2 separate regions of the Homo sapiens genome follow, and region 2 is linked to region 1. A link is an interaction called in ENCODE POLR2A ChIA-PET data of the cell type or tissue named here. Cell type or tissue: PC-3. All regions are shown on one strand.

What was found. Peaks named below come from ENCODE experiments on the same cell type or tissue, not always from the same donor. Only the 100,000 strongest peaks of a DNase experiment are listed, where the experiment ranks them.
Region 2: POLR2A ChIA-PET joins it to region 1 with 14 read pairs; 2 of 35 experiments call an interaction of 5 or more read pairs at or near these places.

Annotation. Positions count from the first base shown.
Region 1 is chr21:34,329,048-34,337,047 of GRCh38, forward strand. No RefSeq gene overlaps it. Among named protein-coding and RNA genes, the nearest start is that of KCNE2, 31 kb to the right of the region's middle. RefSeq lists an enhancer at 5,530-8,000. In PC-3, a CTCF peak has its summit at 1,178 (motif pointing right); no DNase peak of the experiment used is centred here; H3K27me3 peaks cover 697 bases.
Region 2 is chr21:35,772,373-35,780,372 of GRCh38, forward strand. No RefSeq gene overlaps it. Among named protein-coding and RNA genes, the nearest start is that of MIR802, 56 kb to the left of the region's middle. In PC-3, no CTCF peak of the experiment used is centred here; DNase peaks (open chromatin) are centred at 3,969 and 7,509; H3K27ac peaks cover 3,322 bases.

The sequences.
Region 1 (8,000 bases):
TTATATTTTTACTAATTTTTATGCTTTTCTCATCCTGAACTTGCAGTGACTATATAAGACAAAAATTTCTATACCTTCCTAGGTGTATTAGTCTGTTCTTGCATTGTCATAAAGAACTACCTAAGACTGGGTAATTTATAAAGAAAAGACGTTTAATTGGCTCACATTTCTGCAGGCTGTACAGGAAGCATGGCTGGGAGGCCTCAGGATACTTACAATCATGGTAGAAGGTGAAGGGGAAGCAGGCACATCTTACATGGCTGGCGCAGGAGGAAGAGGGCAAAGGGGGTGGTGCCACACACTTTTAAACAACCAGATCTTGTGAGAACTCACTCATTATCACAAGAACAGCAAGGGGGAACTCCACTCCCATGATCCCATCACCTCCCACCAGGCCCCTCCTCCAATATCAGGGATTACAATTTGACATGAGATTTGGGTGGGAACACAAATCCAAACTGTATCACTAGGGTTATGATAATTTATCAGACCCAAAGTAAAAGCATGATCTCAGCCTAGTCAAGGAAGCAAGCTCTAGGTTTTATATCAATTGGCTCTTCTTAGGATGTAGGGTGTACTGGCTACAACATCCAAGGAAATTTAACTCTGAACTTCTCAGCTGGGATCCTTTTCACAGTTGAATTTTGATTTCTATGCTTGCCGCATATCTTCTCTCTACCCTCCTACATCTGCTTGGTGCCCCTGTTCTCTGCCCTGGGAGCCTGCCCTGTGTAGGTGCATGTATGGGATCATGGAGACTCTGCCTTCTGGTTGGGTTCAGCTAGTGGGGTGCCCAACGTGAGATCAGAGGCAGGCAGGAGGTGTCAAGGGCTGGTCCCTTCCCGCAAAGTGGTTTAGGCCAGCTGTGTCCCTCACTGCTCCTCTCAAGGTGGCCTGCTGTGCGTGACCCTCCCATACCATGTTTGGGTATTTCACATTCCTTGTCTCTTCTGTATGGATTCATAACAGCGCCAACACTACTAACCCTGGTATCCTGCACCACCCCAGGAGGCTTCGCTACACTCCCTCCTATTTTTGTAATTATTCCATCATTGAGTGATCTCGTTTTGCCATGCCACATGTTTCCTATTGGGATCCTGATGGTGGTGAGGGGTTTAGGAGAGGCAGAGAGGTGCTCGAGTGCTCTGGACGCCCAAGGAGTTTAACTCTGACTGGCCAGCAGAGGGCAGGGACAGGAAGGGTGTCTCCATGCAAGCGTGCCGATTTTACAAGATGGCGTCCAGTTTGGTCAAAACAGCCCAGAAGGCTTGCCTCAGGAACAGGCCTGCTGCGGACACCCCCAGGAGTGAGGGTACAGGAGACCATGGAAAGGCATCTAAGATGACAAGCTTGGCTGGGGGAACAAGACAATCCTCAAGGTGAGAATTACAACTTCCAGCATTATTGTAGACATAGCATAAAAAACATTCATCAAACCCACTGCCAAAGGAATTGTCCTTAAATACAAGTCCGTAAACATCAAGCAGTTGCGGCAGCCTCTGCTGCTCAGCAGAGCCTGGTTCTTCGTTTCTTAAATCGGCATCATCATTACTATTGTTGCCCAACTTCAAATGTACTGGCTTAGGTGAGTGGGTGATTTGCCGAGATCACGTCTTCATGGACTAACTGGAGAGCGAAGGCAATTATGCAGATAATTCACCCAAGAGCCTCACTTTGCTGAAGTTCGGTAATTACCTGAAGAGCTTGTTTTTCAGTGTCTCCAATGGCACACTCAGACAAAAACATTTCTGTTTTCTGGATGATGGCCTCGCTTCTTTGGCTGTGTGACTTTCGCCCCAGTGGAAAAGTGATATTCATCATATTATGGTCTGTGAGCCTGTGAAATCAATAAACAAGGCGTCGTGATCTGGGCTGGTAACAGCTCCAACTGTGCACGGCAAAACCCCCAGAGCTGTTCATTCTCCCACCACGCAATTCCCCTCTCATTCTGTAGGCCTGAGGCCAGGGACCCAGCCTCTCTTTTGTTGCATTTCTGAGATGATGGTCTCCATTGCAAAGGTAAGTCTTTCACTGAGCTGATTTAAACAGCATAGGAACCCCCACTGCATATCTAATGAATTAAAACCTTGAGTTCAGTGTTGGTGAGAGGTGACTGGCCACTTTGCGAAAACCAGCTCATGAGGCTGTTCCTTGGGCTCCTCAGTGTGGCCAGCACATGTGGGCAGCTGCCTGGGGGATATGATTTGGAGGACGCAAGGAAGGACCCTTGGCCTTCCACAGTGCCTGTGATTCCACTGTTAGAGATATACTTCTTTGGCTCTTAAACTAGTGATTTCCACTTTTAAGAGCCTCATACTAAAATGTTACCTCTAAGAGAAAGGATATTTCCTTGGGACCACATGAGTGCAAACAATGATGGCAATGCTTGTTCTGTGCTTACAAGATCCCACTTCATCCTCAGAAGCTCTGTAGCAGGAAGGTACCATTATCATCTCCATTTTGTAGATGCGGCATCCGAGGCACAGAAAGGTTCAGTAAGTTGCCCAAAACCACATAGAGAATAAGTGTGGGGGCCAGGACTGGACCGGGGCAATCAACCTGGATCACTGCTTCTTTCTTCTGCTTCTTGGAAGCTATTAGGTGACTGCAAAAGGAATTGCCGTTTTTGCATTATTGGAACTTGCTGTTTAACATTGGAACATATTCTTAAATAAATGTAATTATGTTATACATCATTTTAATGGGCATTTCTCACTTTTTTTTTTGCTAATGACGTTACTTGCTGTTTATGTTTATTTTAGACTATGGAAATGATGTTAGACAAAAAGCAAATTTGAGTGATTTTCTTATTTGAGTTCAAAACGGGTCATAAAGCAGTGGAGAAAACTGGAAACATCAGCAATGCTTTTGGCCCAGGAACTGCCAAGGAATGTACAGAGCAGTGGTGGTTCAAGAAGTTTTGCCAAGGAGACGAGGGCCTTGCAGATGAGGAGCGGAGTGGCCGGCCATTGGAAGCTGACAATGACCAATTGAGAGCAATCATGCTTTAAAATTGGTGAGGATGTAAAGTCATGAAGAGGGAATTGGTTTAGGGGCAACACACCTCTGAGAGTGCCCTCCAGAGTTGTGTGACACAGTGGCCCAGAGAGAGTGTAGAATCTCCAGGGCTATCCAAAACACTAAATTCTTTGGTACTTATTCATTGAATCAATGGAGAGACTTTAGGGATGGCATTTGGTACAGATCTGTAAGTAATGTATGAACATCCTTGGTCTCTAATAGCAGTAACGACAATTTTAATCATCATAATTATTTAGCCTGTACCTGCTCTGTGCACAGATCCTGTGCCATGTGCCCTGTCACACTTAACCGTTACAAGAGCCTGTGAATTACAGATGATATTCCTATTTTATAGACCAGGAAACTAAAGCTCGGAGAGAGTCAGAATCTCTGATCTTACGCAGTGTCTTGGTCTGCTCCGGCTGCCATAACAAAGTATCACAGACCGAGTGGCTTCAACAACAGGCACTGATCAGGCACTGATTGCCTAATAGTCTTGGAGGCTAGAAGTCCAGGGTCACCTGTTGAAAGGAGGACTGGTTTCCCCTGAGGCCTCTCACCTTGGCTGGTAGGTGGCCGTCTGTGTGTATCCCAGGTGTGTCTCTGTGTGTCCAATTTTCCTCTTATAAGGACACCAGTCAGATTGGATTAGGGCCTACCCTAAAGACCTCATTTTAACTTAATCACATCTTTAAAGGCCTTTTCTCTAAATATAGTCACATGCTGAGTTACTTGGGGTTAGAGCTTCAACATATAAATTGGGAGGGGTGGGGTTCAGGGATACAATTCAGTCCCTTTCAGACAGCAAGTAGGATGAACTAAGGAGAAAAATGGGACTAAGGCGGTCATTAAGTCTCATTAGATCCCCTCTCAGAAGCCAGGCCTGGGGCAGGGGAGGTTTAAAGGTAAGAGCACCCACATGAGGCCAGGAGGACAGAGCATGTCTCTCTCCTTCCTGCACCCCTTCCTTCCATCCCATACTAACTAATCAGTCTTCCCTATAGGTCAAAAGTATTGAATGGTTCAGTTAATTTCCTTCAGCCTAGAACCTAAACTCCAGAGTTATAATGAGAGACCCGTTCGCGCCCACTGTGCACCAGGGCCAGATCGGAGCTGATGGGGAACCATGCCAAACACAACACCATTCCTTAGCGCATAGTTGAGGTGGAGCATGTGGAATGGGCCTGAGGTTCCTTGAATTCTTTTCGAGGCTGAGATCTATGCAGCCCTACGCCCCCAAAGCCCTCTCTCTGCATTCAATTTGTAGCAAAGTAAACAATTTGTAGCCAGTAAACAGGGAGTCCATTGTGACAATGTTCTGGGGACTGGGCTTCAAAGAGGCCTTTTGTTCTAAGTGATATTTAAAAATTCTTCATTAGCTATAAAAAGTTGTTTTAAAAACTCTTTCCCAGACACCCAAATGCCTCTCATATGAAAAAAAAAAAAAAAAAAAAACCCACAAAGCTTATGAATAACAAGGAATGGTCATTTGTGGCCCAGACTTCTAGTCTGGTCAAGTCAACAGGGTGTGCGAGGCTCAAAGAGAGAAGCTGCAGGCGAGGGAGCTGAGCCTCCTGCTGTGACAGGACTGAGGCGCTGCTGGGGACAGGAGTAAGACCATGAGCAAAACGAAACTGTCTGCAGTGTCGAGCCCTGTGATACGTGCACTATTGCTTGGGGACAACTTAAAGAAGGCAGGGCCACTGGCTCCCACTGTGGCAGGGGGCATCCTTCATCCAGGTTAGTTATCTAAACTGCAGTGTGAATGTTGCCCCCGCAGGGGAGTACACTGAGGTAAACCTGAGCCAGGCACAGCAAAAAGCTCTAGAAGAAGAAAGCAGGGAGCACCTGAGCTAAGGAGACTGGGCATGTCTCGTGGAGGGGTTAGGACTCGAATGGATGCTTGAGGAATTTGGGCAGGGAAGTCTATTTTTCCCGTGGCTTCCCTAGGGACATGGAGAACCCCCAGCATCTATACTACCAAACCGCCTATATGACCCCAAAATGCTCCCAAGGGCACCATGAATGCAACTGTTTTTAAACAATGGCCTGTCCCCTAGGGCCCATCCTATCTCCAAGGCTGGCCTCTCTGGAAAGCAATATCGCTTGGGGCCTGAGAAGCAGGCTAGCTATGGAATCTCCACATCTCCAAGAACGTGCCCAGTTACTTCTCAGGAGCTCATAGGAAGCTTCTGCTGCCCTGCTGCCCATGGACTGGTCAAGAAACAGGAAGGTGCATTCTCTGAACACCCAATTTTGCAAAGATTATGGTCTAGTCATTTCCCTAATTGTCTCTTTCAGCTATAACGTCTTCACATCCTTTTTTTTTTTTTTTTTTTTCCTGAGACAGGGTCTTGCTCTGTCACCCAGGCTGGAGTGCAGTGGTACAATCATACATAGCTCACCGTAGCCTCAAACTCCTAGGTTCATGCGATCCTCCAGCCTCAGCCTCCCAAGTAGCTGAGACTACAGGCACACACCACAATGCCCAGCTAATTTTTAAATTTTTTGTAGAGGTGGGGTCTTGCTATATTGTCTGGGCTGGTCTCGAACTCCTGGCCTCAAGCAATCCTCCCTCCTCAGCCTCCCAAAGTGGTAGGATTACAGGTATGAGCCACTGCACCTGGTCCACATCCTATTCTTACTGAGGTGTTTGAGACCAAAATGCATTCTGAGAATTCTTAGATAAATTTCACTCTTTATGTACCAACGGAGGAACACTGCAGTCACCTAAGTCATGCCCCTCCTTATGCCAGTGAGGAAACTGAGGCCAAGACAAGGAGCCCAATGCCCAAGGCACCCCCAACAAGTTAGGGGTAGAGCTGAGCGACTCTCCCAGCACCCTCCTCCAAAGCATTGTTGGACACAGCGTGATTCTTGCCTCCTGCTCCTAGCTCATTCTTTAGTTTTCACAGTGAAAATTCCAACCCTTTATCTGATGGCATTTACTCCCATTATAATAGAAATATATTAACATTTGACCTGTGATCAGATCATTTCCTAGGAACAGGGTTTGGCAGGAGAGAAGGGAAGACCCTAAACTGTTCTTGTTGGTGCATGTGTGTATGTGCGTTTGTGTGTGGGGTTGTGTGTGTGTGAGACAGACCAGAAGGAAGATGGGCAAGAGTTAGGAGAAGGACAGAGAAAGGCAGAGACAAGTTTGCCCACTGCACAATATTGCCTCCATCTGGCCTGGCTTGGATGATCTGAAAGACTCTGATATTATCCAGAAGACCGGGGGTGCTGACCAAAGACTTCTCCAGGCACTCAGAAGTTGTCCTTCCAAGCATATTCCTTGGCTCTCCGAGAACCACAAGTAATTGATGACACCTCCCACCCCAGCCCCCGCCTTCTCCACATCCTATTCTTTCCAGCTTCTGGGCAGATAGATGTGCTTGTTTGTAGACTCATTCATTCCAGGCTTTGCAGTAATCTCAGACTTGACAAACACAGCATGGTCGCATTCATCATGGTCACCTGGTCCTCATTAGGGCCATCAGGGGAGGCCGGTGCCTGGCTTTGTGATGAGTGGTTCCTCCTCCACGTGGGCTCCAAAGTGCCCAGCAGCCTTTTGTTGTTTGCATGAAGGCCTTGGGTGACTCTGCCAGGCTCGGCTCAACATTTTCCACATGACTGATGGCATTCAAAACTTTGCAATGCCAATAGGCAAATGTCTTGACTGGCTTTGTTTCTTGTTGGTTCAGGTGGAATAATAAGGCTGATTCTGCCAGAAATGTCAGTGTGAAGCTGGGAGGTTGGTGTTTGTTCATAAGGACACAGGAAAGCAGATAGCTAAGTGACCGGGTGCCCCGGGGCCTGGGTGCCCAGTGCCAGTGGTCAGAAAGGTTGCTTTGGTGTTTTTCATTGTTAGTGAGACAGAGATGGTGTGCCTTAGGGGTAGGATGGGCCAACAAAAGGGGTCTTCCTGGGGGTTTTGCAAATGCCTTATGCTCACTGGCCAGGCTGTTGTGTTTTTGTTTGTTTGTTTGTTTTCATTTTTTTTTTGAGACAGAGTCTCGCTTTGTTGCCCAGGCTAGAGTGCAATGGTGCCATCTTGGTTCACTGCAACCTCCGCCTTCTGGGTTCAAGCGATTCTCCTGCCTCAGCCTCCCAAGTAGCTAGGACTACAGGAACATACCACCATGCCCAGCTAATTTTTGTATTTTTAGTACAGATAGGGTTTCACCATGTTGGCCAGGCTGGTCTTGAACTCCTGACCTCAAGTGATCCACCCACCTCGGCCTCCCAAAGTCCTGAGATTACAGGCGTGAGCCACCAAGCCTGGCACAGGCTGTTGTTAAATTCTGCTTCATGCAGTCTCTCAAAGCCACGTGGGGCCTGGGGGGTGGGGTGGAGGGTGCTCTGGGACTTGTCTTTCATTTCTGCAGCTGTGAGAACGGCTTGGCCTCAGCCACAGCCTTTTCTCCCATTTTTCTCTTGCTTCATTGGGACATTTCCGGAACCAAATATATTCAACTAGTCCTCAGCATCAGGAGGTAATCAAATATCTGAATGCTGGTCCTTCCATTGTCTGATGACCAGATCCAGCTGAAACATCCAATTTTGTAAAATATTCTGCTCTGGCATTTCCATAATTATCTCCTTCAACTGTAACGTGTTCACATCCTGTTCTAACTGAGGTGTTTGGGACTTACATGCTTTCTGATAATGATGATAAATTCCACCCTTTGTGCGCTAGAGTCATCAGGTGAAATTGCTTTCGCTAGGGTGTTTTGTTCTACTGTACTTTGACATGGATTCCGAAGTCTGCGTCATACAGAAGACAGGCGATTGTAATTATTATTTTGAAATGGACACATTGCTGAGCTCCTGGAAATGAGCCTAAAGATAAACATGAGGACTCAGGGGCCTTGAAATCCATACCAGGCAGCTTCCTGATTCTTGCAGGCCCGTTTGGTCACTGCCAGACTAAACAGAAAGCTGCCCCTCCCCTCCCTGGGCTGGCACTTTGGGGCTTT
Region 2 (8,000 bases), 1.4 Mb after region 1:
TATCAGGAGTAAATTCCTCTAAATACAGAGGACAGGAATAAGACTAGCCAGAAATTATTTTTAGTTTCCCAAACTTAGTAAATTCTTGCCCATTTTAAGCTGAAAGGATTATTTTCTTTTCTTGCAACTAAGAAAACTTCTCCATTTTACTAATTCAGTCAATATTTTTAAGATAGCGAGAAATGTAATTTTTTCCATGCTTTGTGTAAGATTCTGTGTAAGTATAAATGTGCATGGTCATATTCCAGGCTGGTAATGAAGACACATCTTTTTAAAGCCAATTATCTTTTTAGGACTATCAAGATAATAATCACTGAAGGGGATTACTGCCTTAAAAGTGGAGCATGATGGCTCTCCAAGACTAGAGAGGGCTATAGTAACTGCCCATCCTGGACCTAATGAAGGGTTCTCAGAAGGTGACTCTTCAGTCATCAGACACCACAATGGACAGACAGTCTGTGATGTAGCTGTAAGTGCTCAGTGACAAGAGCATCTGTTGCCAGCTCCCTGTCCCTCCTCTGCCCTGCTCTGTCTTGTGTATGTCTTGAGGGAAGGTCTACGATATGACATCCTGGGTTGACAATGCATCCCAAGGAAGATGGCATAGCTTGTACAATGTTCCAAGACACGGGGCTCTGATTTGCACTGGGCTGGGTTGATGGCAAGGTGTATAAGTTATATCACATTCCTGTCCTCTGTGCAGAGTCTGACAAATAAAAAGTGGCTGAGGCACAAACCATGAGCTAAATAGGGCCTCAAGCATTCTACTTTTCCAAACACCATGGAAATTATAGTGTTAAAAAAACCAAGAGAGAGGAAAAGCTATAGTGTAGCTGTATTACTCATGGATCTCCAGAGAAACAGAACCAATAGAGGTATAGAGAGAAAGAGATTTAGTATAAGGACTTGGCTCACATAATTATACAGACTGACAAGTCCCAGGAACTGTAGGGTGAGTTGGGAAGCTGGAGACCCAAGAGACCCAATGGTGCAGTTCCATTCTGGGTCCAAAGGCATGAGAACCAGGTGGGCAGGTGGTGTAAATTCCAGTCCAAAGGTTGGTAGGCTGAAGACCCAGGAAGAACCAACATTTCACTTCAAGTCTGAAGGCAGGAAAAAGCCCATGTTCCAGCTTGAAGGACAGTAGGCAAAAGAAATTCTTTCTTACTTGGGGGAGGTTCAGCCTTTTCTTCTACTCAGGCTTTTGACTAATTGGATGTGTCCCACTCACATTAGAGAGAGCCATTTGCTTTACTCAGTATACCAATTTAAGTGTTACTCTCATCCAAAAACACCCTCACAGAAACACTCAGAATAATGTTAACTGAATATCTAGGCATCCCATGGCCCATCACAGTAACCACGTCAAATGCTAAGCAAATAGTTTTCCTTTTGTTTGTCTTAATACAAGTGAAACTTTTGTTTTTTTCCTTTTTTTATTATTCCTTTTGTCCATCTGGTTTAGTATAAACAAATATTTCTTTTGAACTTCAACAAATAAGCAATAGATGGCCAGTAAAATTGCACAGAAAACTCTTTTCCCTCCAGCTAAAGCAACTTCAAAATACATTTATTTAATAAAATAAAGAATCAATAAAATTTTAATTTTAAGCAGTCAGATTCAATGCCAAGTTGTCCTGGAAAGAAATTTGATAGGAATGCATGCTCCTTCTTTTCTTTGTAGCACATGTCAGGTTACAATCTGGTGCAAAGAAAGATGTGCAGCTGCAAAACTAGTGTCCCAGATCTAGCCATAATGATGTAACCTTGGGAAAGATTTTGCTCTCAAATAACTGATAATTTGATAAGGTGGGTAAGACAAACAAAAAAGACAGTAGACTGGTAACTACCTAAGGAAGGTGCAAAGTACTGGGGGAATCAAGAACAGAAGAGCCCCCATCCAGGTGGACATGAGCTTCACGAACAGTCTTTCAGAGGAAACCACCCTGATTTACAGTAAACTCACCCCTTTCTGGGGTCACACTTGAAACAGAATAGCTATACCCACAACCACTCCATCCAGGGACAAGAACTGCGTTCATTCAAACTCATGCCACGTTGTTTTTTCTCTCGGCTCTGCTCAGAGTGAAGTTCATCGTGCAGCAATGAGAAAAGCCCCCATAAAGTCATTCTGACATAAATATCTATAGACAAGAACTGTCACCATTGTCCTTGCGAACTCGTCTTGAAGAAGCATTCCAAGATGTGTGCAAGGGGTGTATGCCTGTGTGTGAATGAGGACAAGGAGGTGTGCAGCTCTTCTATGATTCTTGCCTCAGACTAACTAGATAGCTTTCCTATCAGTAAATAAGGGCACACTGAGTATTTGCTGTGAACCAGGCTCTATCATGAGGCTGTAAACAAAGAACTCAGATCCTGTCCTCCAGGAGCTTGGAGTCTAGATGGTCATAGAGCATTAAACAAATAATGACAAGTGCAGACATAAAGTATAGTTACAAGTTTAAAACTAAAGCCTACACAGCTGCCATACAGTGATTCTACCTCTGTTCTATGGTTCTAGGATCCACTGCTGCAAAGAAAAGGATTATTACTCTTGTCCTTGTACTGGGTTGTGTTGCAAACGTCTGCCTCAGCTCCCTGAAGACAGTCCTGTGGCCTCAGCATGGAGTCCTCACTCAGTCCCTGGGACCACTGTACTAAGCAGTGGTTCATAGCCTGTGTGAGCAAAAGGATCACCTGGGGTACTAGAGGGTAGATACCTGGCCTCACTCTCCCAGAAATTCTGATTCTGTGGATCTATGCTGTATTTGAAAAAGCCACCTGAGTATTTGAAAACCCACTTCACATAATAGCAGACAGTATATGAACCACCCCAAGAAACCATGTGAGACCAATGAACTAAAGACCAATGAACTAAAGCCTCCAATTTTCCTTATCCAGACAAATTAAAAATGTAATTTAATTGATATGCTACATTAGTTTCAGAATATCTCAAAAAACATATATTCACAAAATAGAATACCTTTTCCTGCCTTCAAAAGACAGTAAGTTGCAAATGATTACATTCTGAAAATAGAGGAATGTTCACAATCCTGATATTTAAACTCTTTGTAATGAGGTTTTTTTTAGTATATAACTTTAATATGTGCTCCAAATGAATAAAAAGATTATTCATTTATCATTCAGTTTTTTTAAATATTAACTGGTAAATCCCTCTTTTAGGAAGCATAAATAAATACCTAAGTGTAAAAAATATGCTAAACCAAATACTAAATACTGCCAACAATTCATAATGGAAATAAAATCAGCTTCAAAATCCAAGCTAAACCACAGATTAAACAGAGGGTTTTCATGTGACCTCGAAATCAATTCTTTTGTTTTCTTTTGCCATTTTTAATAACAAACAACTGAATTTTTTTAAAAAACATATTTTCATAAAATTGAATGTTGTTCTTTCACATAACATTGATTCTAAGGCAATGTCATCAATAGTCACAAGTAAAAGAAAAGGAACCTCCAAAGCCATAAATTCGATTGGAACTGAGATACCAAGTTTGTGAGTAAAGATCAGCAAATAATTTTTTACAAGATATTAAGACTTGTAAGGCTTAAGATATAAGCCCAGAATGATACAAACTTAGACGGACAGGCAGGAAGAGTAGGAACAGGAAAAACGTGTTTCCCAACATGTCATTGAGGGTTATTATTAATTCAGAAAAAGGAAATTTTGTGTTAAAAATTTCAAAACAATGAACATTAAAACTGCTCAGTTGCAAGGTCAGCACTGAAAATAAATAGAAATGGAATCATTATTTCAATTAGTGAACAGTTATCATGTAGATGCCCCAGTTCTGATACAGAGATCTATGTTAGAGACACAGGGTAAGTAATACACGCACTCACCACCTAGCCTGCAAAGTGACAGACAGATGTGCAGTTCATGTTGGGGCAAGATGTCTATTGCACTGGTCCTATGAAGCAGTGATTCAGAAACAGTAAAGAGGGCGTGGTGACTTCTTCCTGGGGAGTATGATTAGGATGGCCTCACAGAGGTGAGTATGTTGCAGATTTTGGGTTGGGCAAGTCTCTGGGTCAAAGCTTCATTAGCTTGGGGCAGTTGCTTGTTTAATTTGCTTGGAGTTCCTTCTTTGGACTTCGTCTTGATTTTCATTACAAATTCTTCCTGGGGAGTCCTTCACGTCCATGTGTTCAGCTATCATCCACATGTTTATGACTCCCAAAACTATGTCCTGAAACAAAAACCTCCTTCCTGTGATTCAAAATCACAGCCAAATTGCCTTCTGGATAAACTACAGGCCTCTCAAATTTGACACTTGTAAATCAAAATTCATTGACTTTTCCCCTATCCCTGCCCTCAACCCAAACCTCTACATCCTCTGTTACTTGCCTTTTCAATGACTCGCACAGCCCCTCAACTAGTGCCTAAGACAGAAATCATACGTAATCTCAGACTCCTTCCTCTTCTCTCCATATCCCAGCCACCAAGCCTGGCCTCTCCCACTTAAATCCCACATTCCTCTTATTCTTCCACAGTTGCAATCATAATTGATGCTCTCAGCCTGGTTTACCTGGTATCTCTGTCTCCAGTCTCATTCCCTTGCAATCCACCCTTGGCACTTCTGCCATGATGGACTGTAATTGACAGCTGATGATTTTGTTTCTCTTATTAAAATCCCCCAGTGCTGTCTCAGGATAAATTCTGTACTCCTCATGAATAAATTCTGCACCTTTCATGAACTGAGGCCTCTCATCCACCATCCTTTTTTCGCACTGCCCCAGGTAGGCACTCAGAGCTCTTCCCATACAACACTACTTCCCATGCCTTGGCATACACCGTCTTCTCTCCCTTTCTATCAACAGACCACCTTCTTGGCCAGCCCAACCTCTGCCCAGCTCAGTGACTTCCTCCTTTGGGGAGCCACCTCTGACATCCCCAGGCTGAGTCAGGTCACCCTCTTTTCCCCCTGCTTCCTGTGGCTGTCACTATTGAACACACCTTCCAGGGTTGGTAGTACTAGGACTCTTTGTCTGCCTCCTGCAAGCTGACATGTGAAGCTCAAGGGCAGAACTGTGTTCTGTTCATTTTTTTTTTTTTTCTTTTCACTTTAAGTTCTGGGATACATGTGCAGAACGTGCAGGTTTGTTACGTAGGTATACATGTGCCATGGTGGTTTGCTGCACTCATCAACCCATCGTCTAGGTTTTAAAGCCTGCAGGCATTAGGTATTCGTCCTAATGCTCTCCCTCCCCTTGCCCCCTACTCCCAACAGGCCCGGTATGTGATGTTCCCCTCCCTGTGAACATGTGTTCTCATTGTTCAACTCCCACTTATAAGTGAGAACATGCAGTGTTTGGTTTTCTGTTACCATGTTAGTTTGCTGAGAATAATGGCTTCCAACTTCATCCATGTCCCTGAAAGGACATGAACTAATTCTTTTTTTATGGCTGCATAGTACTCCATGGTGTATATGTGCCACATTTTCTTTATCCAGCCTGTTCATCTTTATAGTCCTTGTGCCTACCACAAAGCTTAACACATAAGAATACTTCAACTGTTTGTGGATTATCTTAATTAAGCAATGCCATTCACTGAATTTCATGATTATTCCCATTCAAAAGGAATAGTTTTAAAACCTCAGGAAGCATGTGACTATCCAACAAATTATACCCCTCGAAAACAAACTACCAACAGCGAAACTCCACACTTTCAAGTTATATAACTATCATACAAAAGCAACCGATTAGTATGGAACATTTGGGTCAACCAGTTGTTTTTTTCTACATTGTACCAAACACTTGATTTGGTGGTGGTGGTGGTTGTTTAAGTGTTGCTTAAACCATTATATTATCTCAGGCTTGCAAGGCAGCTGAGTCAATGGAGCAGTTGTTTAAGTATCATGTGGACTCAGTGTGCAGCTTTGGCAGATATTACTGAGTTACTGCAACCAATTCTCACCAGTGCTTTTTTGAGCATCTACTTCATAGCAGATGAATCCACAGACCCTACCTCCATGTTTCTCAGAATCTTAGCCCCTGGACCACCTTTATCCAACTCACCTGAGAGTCTTGCCAGAAATGCAGATTCTGGCACCCTACCCACAATATCCTAAACCAGAACCTCCAGAGGCAGGGCCTGGCCATGTGCATTTTAAGAAGGTCCATCCTACTGATATAATCCAAACTCAAGTGTGAGTGGCACTGGTCTACTCTTCAGTCAGTCCTACAGAAAGTGTAAAGAAAGGATAAAGAAGTAGGGTGATGAGGGAGTGAGGGGAGCCAAGCAGGAGAGTGACGTGGTAGAACACTGGAACAGCTACTCACAAAGAGATCCAATACAGTAATGGTATACACAAAAAGAGTTTATTTCTGTTTCACATAAAAGTCTGGTTGTATTTGGTCCTGGGCTTATACAGAGGTATCATGGTGTCAAGGACTCAGGATTCTTCTATTTCTTCTATTAGCGCTTTTCTTCTATTAGATCTTCTAATACTTTGTGGTTCTGCCATCCTTAGGGTCTTTCTCTTAATCTATAAAGTCTAAGAGTTGTTCATTATCACCTCCTCATTTCAACCAGACAGAAGGAAAGGAAGAGGGTCCCTTCCCCTTAAAAGCACTAGCCAGAAGGTACCCTCGCCATGGCTGTTCATATTCCACAGTTTACCCACCTATCTCCGTCCAACTACAAAGGAGAGGGAGAAATGTACTGGGGAAAGGAGAAACCCGTGTGCCCAGCTAAAATGTGAGTTCTGTAACAATGGAGGGGAAAGAAAAATAGATAATGGAGTCAACTTGCTGCCTCTGTCACCTGAGAGGAGAAGGGGAAGCGGGAGGGGAAGAGTAGGAAGGGGAGGTAAAAGGGAATGAAAAAGAATATAAAATTTACTATTGTCCATTTTTCAAAAGCCCCTACCCCTGCCCACCCACCGCCACACATCTATTCTAGTCTGCTGTTCCTGATTTTCTAAGCTTCTTTAATCAAGCCTGTTGCATTCACTTTCACTCACACCCCTCTAGCCTTGGCCTTGGACATTGACTTTGATTGGAAAACAATCTGCTGCCAATTCTTCCAATATTATCAGCATAATGGGCTGCAGGCACAATCTGTTTCTCAAAGTTCTCTGCTTTATGTTAAAAGTCAGGGGCCCAAGGATGAATTTCAAACAATAGAGTTGCCTTATTTGCGGTTCGAGATGGTTGGTCAGTCAGCCCTATCCCAGCACTCTTTGTAGGTGAATGATGTGGGCAGTGTTGCAGACCTGTGCTTGATGAACTGAATCTCCACGTGCATAATCACCCTGACTTTCAGGTGAAAACTGCCCTGGTTTATAGTCTGGTTGCTGGAGAAAGTCTAAAGTGTGAAGGAACAGGTAGCCTCAGTGTTATCCGGACACTCTAGCTACCTTCCTGTGGAGTAAGGATTCCCATGGCCTCATGCCCAAAGTGCTGACGTCTCAAGAACAACCCCCTCCAGCCTTTCACTGACCTAAGATGAACCATGTGACATTCATTCCATGGATCAGACATCAGGTCAGACCTTATTGCTTTTGGACAGCAGCCATTACATGATTTACGGAGCAAAGGATAGGTACAATACAAACCTCAGAGTACGTGACAAAGTTAGAGGGTATTTCTAAGCATGAAAATATGCAACATTTCAGGAGTAATGTCATAAAAAGAGGGATCAGACCAACAGATCACTGTCTCCATTTAACTGTAATCTCTAAAAATAACTTTAGCTCTCATTTCTGAGTCAGAGAGAAACTTTAGAAGTTACATTCATGCTTTTAGGAGGCAATATGTAACCCAACTTCTCCAAAACTAAACTTAAATATAATCTAAGTCAGAATTCAATCCCCCAAGGAGATTTCAGTATAGACTCAGATTCACAAAGCAGAGGAAGAGATAATGTGGTTTTATTCCAAAGCGCAGACTTAAACACATGGCAACCCTCATCATTCTCAAAGTTCCCAATTGCTTCATTTGCTCCCAAGAGTCAAGTGGCTTCTATAAGAAAATTA